Regions from separate parts of the Homo sapiens genome. Here region 1 is linked to region 2. A link is an interaction called in ENCODE POLR2A ChIA-PET data of the cell type or tissue named here. Cell type or tissue: Panc1. All regions are shown on one strand. Each heading gives the region's core, and the rest is flanking DNA. Links, peaks and the distances in the headings are about the cores only.

What was found. ChIA-PET counts read pairs that join two places held together with the same protein. Peaks named below come from ENCODE experiments on the same cell type or tissue, not always from the same donor. Only the 100,000 strongest peaks of a DNase experiment are listed, where the experiment ranks them.
Region 1: POLR2A ChIA-PET joins it to region 2 with 6 read pairs; 2 of 35 experiments call an interaction of 5 or more read pairs at or near these places.

The regions. Positions count from the first base shown.
Region 1 is chr7:42,893,028-42,897,263 of GRCh38, forward strand. No RefSeq gene overlaps it. Among named protein-coding and RNA genes, the nearest start is that of C7orf25, 17 kb to the right of the region's middle. In Panc1, for the core only: no CTCF peak of the experiment used is centred there; no DNase peak of the experiment used is centred there.
Region 2 is chr7:41,950,981-41,955,216 of GRCh38, forward strand. No RefSeq gene overlaps it. Among named protein-coding and RNA genes, the nearest start is that of INHBA, 250 kb to the left of the region's middle. In Panc1, for the core only: no CTCF peak of the experiment used is centred there; no DNase peak of the experiment used is centred there; H3K27ac peaks cover 426 bases.

The DNA of each region.
Region 1 (4,236 bases), core at 716-3,215, 940 kb after region 2:
GCAGGAGAAGTTTCTGACTTTACCTGGAGCTGAGTCAGGTTAGAGAGCTGAGCAAAGTGCAGGGGTAGAGGAAGCAGCAGAAAGGCCCTGGGAGCTCTCTGGGTCCCCAGGCAGCCCATTCCTGCCTGGCACCACAGCGATCCATCGGGAGGTTGGCCAGAGGAACAGGGGGGTAAACCTCCACAGGGAGAAGGAATTCTCTACCCGAACTTTGTAACAGTTTGAATGGGGGAGAAGCCTCCTGGCCAGAACTCAGTGGGAGGGCACAAATTGGGCATGTAGAATTCACAGGCCAGGAAGAACTAAAGTCCTTTTCTCTCACAGCTGGGAGGCAGATAGCCTCGGGCAAATTTTCAAGCCAGTCTTGCCTTCACCTGGAAATGGACTCAGGATGTTAGGGGGGTGCATGGACTCAGGATGTTGGGGGGTGCACGGTGGGAGTGAGACTGGCCCTTCAGTTTCCATGGGAGCCGGCAAAGGCCTGCCATTGCTGGCTTTCCCCCACTTCCCTGACAACCTGCATGACTCAGCAGAGGCAGCCATAATCCTCCTAGGTACACAGCTCCACAGCAGCTGCAGCAAGACAGGCCCAAGGAGAGTCTGAGCTCAGACACCCCTAGCCCCACCCCCACCTGATGGTTCTTCCCTACCCACCCTGGTAGCAGAAGACAAAGGGCATATAATCTTGGGAGATCTAGGGCCACACCCACCGCTGGTCCCTCTCCACAATACTACATACAGCTAACGCTTTCTGGAAAGCACCACCTCCTGGCAGAAGGCCAACCAGCACAAAAATAGAGCACTAAACCACCAAAGCTAAGGACCCTCAAGGAGTCAATTGCACTCTTTGCCAACTCCACCAGAACAGGTGCTGGTATCCACGGGTGAGAGACTGATAGATGGTTCTCATCACAGGACTCTGTGCAGACAACCCCCAGTGCCAGTCTGGAGCCAGGCAGACTCACTGGGTGGCTAGACCCAGAAGAGAGACAACAATCACTGCAGTTTCGCTCACAGTAAGCCACATCCATAAGAAAAGGAGGTGAGTACTACATCAAGGGAACACCCCGTGAAACAAAATAATTTGAATAACAGCCTTTAGCCCTAGACCTTCCCTCTGACAGAGGAAACCCAAGTGAGAAGGAACCAGAAAACCACCCAGGTAATATGACAAAACAAGGCTCTTCAATACCCCCAAAAAAATCACCGTAGTTCACCAGCAATGGATCCAGACCAAGAAGAAATCCCTGATTTACCTGAGAAAGAATTCAGGAGGTTAGTTATTAAGCTATTCAGGGAGGGACCAGAGAAAGGTGAAACCCAATGCAAGGAATCCAAAAAATGATACAAAAAGTAGAGGAAGAAATATTCATGGGAATAGGTAGCTTAAAGAAAAAACAATCAAAGACTCAGGAAACTCTGGCCACACTTTTAGAAATGTGAAATGCTCTGGAAAGTCTCAGCAATATAATTGAACAAGTAGAATAAAGAAATACAATATCACAATCCAACAAAGACAAAGAAAAAAGAATAAGAAAATATGAACAAAGCCTCCAAGAAGTCTGGGACTATGTTAAACAACCAAACTTAAGAATAATCGGTGTACCTGAGAAAGAAGAGAATTCTAAAAGCATGGAAAACATATTTGGGGGAAGAATTGAGGAAAACTTCCCCTGCATTGTGAGAGATCTAGACAGCCAAATAAGAGCAAGAACACCTGGGAAATTCATCACAAAAAGATCTTCACCGAGGAACATTGTCATCAGGTTATTCAAAGTTAAGACGAAGGAAAGAATCTTAAGAGCTGTGAGACAGAAGCACCAGGTAACCTATAAAGGAAAACCTACCAGATTAACAGCAGATTTCTCAGAAGAAACCCTACAATCTAGAAGGGATTGGGGGCCTTATCTTCAGCCTCCTCAAACAAAACAATTATCAACCAAGAATTTTGTATCCAGCAAAACTAAAGCATCATATATGAAGGAAAGATACAGTCATTGTCAAACAAACAAATGCTGAGAGAATTTGCCATTACCATGCCACCACTACAAGAACTGCTAAAAGGAGCTCTAAATCTTGAAACAAATCCTGGCAGCACATCCAAACAGAACCTCTTTAAAGCATAAATTACACAGGACCTATAAAACAAAAATACAAGTTAAAAAGTACAAACAACATACAAAAACCAAAGTACACAGGCAAAAAGGGCATGATGAAAGCAACAATACCTCACATTTCAGTACTAACATTGAATGTAAATGGCCTAAATGCTCTACTTAAAAGATACAAAACAGCAGAATGGATAAGAACTCACCAACCATCTGCTGCCTTCAGGAGACTCATCTAACACATAAGGACTCACATAAAGTAAAGGCATGGGGAAAGGCATTTCATGCAAATGGACACCAAAAGTGAACAGGGGTAGCTATTCTTATATCACATAAAACAAACTTTAAAGCAACAGCAGTTAAAAGAGACAAAGAGGGACAACATATAATGGTAAAAGACCTTCTCCATCAGGAAAATATCACAATCCTAAACATATATGCACCTAACGCTGGAGCTCCCAAATTTATAAAACAATTACTAATGGTCTTAAGAAATGAGATAGAAACAAAATAATAGTGGGAGACTTCAATGTTCCACTGACAGCACTGGACAGGTCATGAAGACAGAAAGTCAAAAAACAAACAATGGATTTAAACTATACCTTGGAACAAATGGACTTAACATGTATATACAGAACATTTCATCCAACTACCACAGAATACACATTCTATTCAACAGCACATGCAACTTTCTCCAAGATAGACCATATGATAGGCCATGAAATGAGCCTCAATAAATTAAGAAAATTGAAATTATATCAAGCACTCTCTCAAACCACAGTGGAATAAAACTGGAAATCAACCCCAAAAGGAACCTCCAAACCCATGCAAATACATGGAAATCAAATAACCTGCTCCTGAATAAGCACTGGGTCAAAAACAAAATCAAGATAGAAATGTAAAAATTCTTTGAACTGCACGACAATAATGACACAACCTACCAAAGCCTCTGGGATACAGCAAAGGTGGTGCTCAGAGGCAAGTTAATAGCCCTAAACACCTACACCAAAAAGACTGAAAGAGTACAAACTGACATCCTAAGGTAATACCTCAAGGAACTAGAGAAACAACAACAAACCAAACCCAAACCCGGCAGAAGAAAGGAAAGAACCAAGATCAGACCTCAACTAACTGAAATTCAAACAAACAAACAAACAAATACAAAAGATAAATGAAGCAAAAAGCTGGTTCTTTGAAAAGATAAATAAAACTGACAAACCATTAGCAAGATTAACTAAGAAAAGAAGAGAGAAAATCCAAATAACCTCACTAAGAAATGAAACAGAAGATATTACAACTGAAATACAAAAGATCATTCAAGGCTACTATGAACACCTTTATGCACATAAACTAGAAAATCTAGAAGAGATGGGTAAATTCCCGGAAAAATACCGTAGCTTAAATCAGGAAGAATTAGATACCCTGAACAGACCAATAAGCAGTGAGATTAAAGTGGTAATTTAAAAATTATCAACAAAAAAAAGTCCAGGACCAGACAGATTCACAGCAGAATTCTACCAGATATTCAAAGAAGAATTGGTACCAATCCTTTTGACACTATTCCACAAGATAGAGAAAGAAGAAACATACCCTAATTCATTCTGTGAAGCCAGCATCAGCCTAATACCAAAAACAGGAAAGGACATAACCAAAAAAGAAAACTACAGACCAATATCCTTGATGAACATAGATGCTTAGATGCTAAAATCCTTAACAAAATACTATCTAACTGAATCCACCAATATGTCAAAAAGATAATCTACCATGATCAAGTGGGTTTCATACCAGGGATAAAGGGATGGTTTAACATACACAAGTCAATAAATGTGATACACCACATACAAAGGATTAAAAACAAAAATCACATGATCATCTTAGTAGATGCAGAAAAAGCATTTGCCAAAATCCGACATTCATTTATGATTAAAACTATCAGCAAAATCGGCATACAAGGGACATACTTTAATGTAATAAAAGCCGTCTATGACTAACCCACAACCAACATAATACTGAATGGGGAAATGTTGAAAGCATTCCCTTTGAGAAATAGAACAAGACAAGGATGCCCACTTCACCACTCCTCTTCAACACAGTACTGGAAGTCCTACCCAGAGCAATCAGACAAGAT
Region 2 (4,236 bases), core at 568-3,067:
TCTGACTGGTGAGAAAGCATCTTTCATCCGACTTGGTCATAGAGCGAGGAGTCCCAGCCACATCACCTTCATTGTCAGAACTGTCAGGAAGAAAACTTTTCCTCTACCATATTAGGTTTAAATGATTGGAAGCCTGCGAATTAACTGGCAATAGATATAGAAACAGGAGAAAAGACAAGGCTGATTACCTGCATGCAGGAGCACCCTGTAAAGAGTAACTCACTGTCTAGCCAGAGGTACAGGTTTATGCAGCAGCTTAGCAAAAGGGAGAGTTTAGAGCTTTAAAGGCAGGAAGGTTCTGATGAGGCTTAACACAATTTCCTTTTTGGAATGTCATGGTGCCTAAGTCAGTCACCATCCTGACCTCTGCAGATTTGTATGGGGGATTGTGGTGGCAGCTGAGTCTCTTAAAGCTCTGCTTAAATCAGATAAGGTAAGTTCAGATAAGATTTCTTTCTGTGTCTGTTGTTGAGTTTTTGATCCCTTCATAAGGAAAGAGAAAACAGAACCTAGCCAGCTTTGCAGCTATGAGGTGGGAAAAGCAGTTCAATCTCCTGATTCCCCACCACTGGTCCTCCCTTTCCCTCAGCCACTGAAAAGTTTCTGAAGGATTTTTAATGAATGACATGGAAAAAATATTCATTAGCAAATGTATTATGTTATAAAACAGACCCAGAACTAGATCACAAAATATTATTTCTGGGTAATTGAATGACAGGTGGCTTTTATTTTTTTTGATGCCTTACTCTATTTTCCACAAAGAGTATGTAGTCATTCTTTTTTTTTTTTTTTTTTTGAGACAGAGTCTCACTCTGTCACCCAGGCTGGAGTGCAGTGGTGCGATCTCGGCTCACTGCAAGCTCCACCTCCTGGGTTCATGCCATTCTCCTGCCTCAGCCTCCTGAGTAGCTGGGACTACAGGTGCCCGCCACCACGCCTGGCTAATTTTTTTGTATTTTGTTTAGTAGAGACGGGGTTTCACCATGTTAGCCAGGATGGTCTGGATCTCCTGACCTCGTGATCCTCCCATCTCGGCCTCCCAAAGTGCTGGGATTACAGGCGTGAGCTACCATGCCTGGCGTATTCATTCTATAATAAGTAAATGAATAGGCATTTTTCTGAAAAAAAAATGCGTTAAAAAAAGACATAGCAAACATAGCAAACATAGTAAACATAGCAAAATATTGAGTGTCTGTCTTTGCACAGAACTATATGTTTCTCCTCACCAGACTTATCACTGGGTCACATTCTTGAATGCTGTGGAAGATAATTTATCTTAAATTCAAAATACTTGAAGCATCTAAACAATAAATTTTGTGATAAAATAATTGTTCAGAAATATCACCCCTGAGGCTGTGCACGGTGGCAAGTGCGGGTAATCCTGGCAACTCAGGAGGCTAAGGTGGGAGGGTCACTAGAGGCCAGGAGTTGGAGACTAGCCTGGGCAACATAGCAAGACCCTATCCTAAAAAAGTTTCTTTTTTAATTAAAAAAAATAAATGATTACCCATTTTCAAAACCATGCCAATAAAATAATTGAAGACAAATTTGCTACAGGGTTCTATGTGGTGAAATATGGATTGCCTTTGACCTCAAGTCTTACTGCAGTGAAAAGAGGTGTGAATCTTACAGTCTGGTGAGGTTTCAGAGTGGGTCTGGATTGTGCAAATATATTTGTTGAGTGTAGACACACACACACACACACACACACACACACACACGCATATCCAGGGCAAGTATTCCTTATCCAAAATATTTGGGACCAGAAGTGTTTCAAATTTCAGATTTTTCTGGATTTTGAAATATTTGCATATCCATACTGAGACATCTTGGGAATGGGACTCAAGTCTAAAGACAAAATTCATTTATGTTTCATATATACCTTATACATATAGTTTGAAGGTAATTTTATAAGATATTTTTAATAGTTTTGTGTGCCCATCACATGAGGTCAGGTATAGAATTTTCCACTTCTGGTGTCAGGTTGGCAGTCAAAAAGTTTCAGATTTTGGAGCATTTCAAATTTGGGATTTTCAAATTGAGGTGCTCAATTTGTATTATAGCTATATACACACATAGATATATATAAAAAAACAGACTTAGAACTAGATCACAAAATGGTATTTTTGAATGGGCAAATGACAGTTGGCTTTTATTCTTTTTTTTTTTTTAATTTTTTTTTGAGACAGAGTCTCGCTGTGTCACCCAGTCTGGAGTGCATTGGCGCAATCTCGGCTTGCCGCAACCTCTGACTCCCGGGTTCAAGAGATTTTTCTGCCTCAGCCTCCCAAGTAGCTGGGACTACAGGTGCCGGCCACCACGCCCAGCTAATTTTTGTATTTTTTTAGTAGAGATGGGGTTTCACTATGCTGGCCAGGCTGGTCTTGAACTCCTGACCTCATGATCTGCCCACCTCAGCCTCCCAAAGTTCAGGAATTACAGGCTTGAGCCACCGCACCTGGCCTATTTTTTAATTTTTATATCACATATAGGTATGATAACAAAATATCTTTTAAAAATGGTTGTCCTTTTTTGTTAATTTGGTATTAAATATAAATTCTAGAATTCCTGTCAGGAGCCGATTATACATTGGACATTGGAGTAAAATACCATGTCCAGTGCTTGCTTCTTTGGACTTTTGATTGCTACAAGGTTGGATGAATGAAGATACGTTCATAGTGTTCTGTTCTCACATCCTAACACACAGTGCACAAATCTGTCTGCCTTTGGTTTCAGAACTAACAGCAGGTGGATGGGCTGGAGAGTATAGGCCTCAATGCACCCCTTTGCGAGGGCTTCTGGCTCCCAGGAGCTGTCCCTCTTCCTGCATATTGTGGGCCTTCTTTCCTGCAATTCAGTCCTGTGCAGTCCCTGTCAGGGTGAGGGAAAAGAACGAACAACAACACAAACTTTCACTGAACACTTACTGGGTGCTGAATATGCTCGGCATTTTATATCGACAATCTCAAGTCCTCTTTTCCAGATGAGAACTTTGAAGCTACAAGGAATGAATACATTGAACATCTAGTTATTGGAGAAAGTGCTGGGGCTCTGTCCAAATGTCAGCCCAGGTCAGCTCTTCTCCAGTAACCTGGGACTCCACAGCTCTAGGCATGTCTTACTCTCATCTCTTTTTCTTTCTTAGTCCTAGACTGGTTTATTTCCAAGGAGATGCCACTGTTGTATAAGAAGAAATTTGACTGAGGCCTTTTTCCCTGGTTCCTGGTAGGGAGATGCTAAAACCCTTGGAATTTCTCCAGTGATAGGAGTGTCTTTGTTATTATGAGACCCTTGGATCGCACCTGAGTTTTTTCTAATGAGGTAACTCATGGTGGCTTCTAGATGGCTTCAAGATGGGGTTGGTCACAAGAAAGACCAACCATACGATTGAAGGGCTGGGACAGTGGGCCAAGCCTGACTCCTGGAGAGGGGAAGGGGGCTGGAGATGGAATTTAATCGTGTGGCCAATGATTTAATTAATTATGCCAACATAATTCAGCCCCAGTAAAACCTCTGGACCCCGAGAGTCAGTGGAGTGTCCTGGTTGATGAAGATATTGATCTGCCCACAGGGAGAAAGACCCTGGCTCCATAAGGAGAGGGCACGGAAGCTCTGGGTTCAAGGCCCTCCCAGACCTCACCCTATGCATCTCCCCATTTGGCTGTCCCTGAGTTGTAGTCTTTATAATAAAAGTTTAATAACAAGGGTGGTGCTTTTCTGAATTCTGTGAATGGTTCCAAAGAATTATCAACCTGAGGGGGTTAGGGAAACCTCTGAATTTGTAGCCAGTTGGTCAGAAGTATGAACGGCCCTGGGAACCCCCTCAACTTCTGGCTGGCATCTGAAGTCGGGACTGTCTTGTGGAGGACTGAGCTCTTAATTCATGGGGTCTACGCTGACACCAGCCTCCACATAGTTGATGCCAGAACTGAATTGCAGAATTGAATCCAGCCAGTTGGGTTGGTGTCAGAGCACCACCTTTTCTTTACCCTTTTTGTACTCCTTCTCAGGAGTGGAAACCCTGTGACTGAATGAAGCTAAAATTCTAGTACACAGGGCTGGTAAGGCTGGATTAAAATCAACTTGTTTTCCAAAGCCTTCCTTTTGGCTCAGTGTTAAATCTACTTGATTTAGGATAGCCTCAGAATGCATTTCAAAAAAGTTGGAATCATCACCCTGTTGGAAGCTGCCGGGTGTTCAGCTGGAACAGTGGGAAATCATATTACCTTGTCTAAA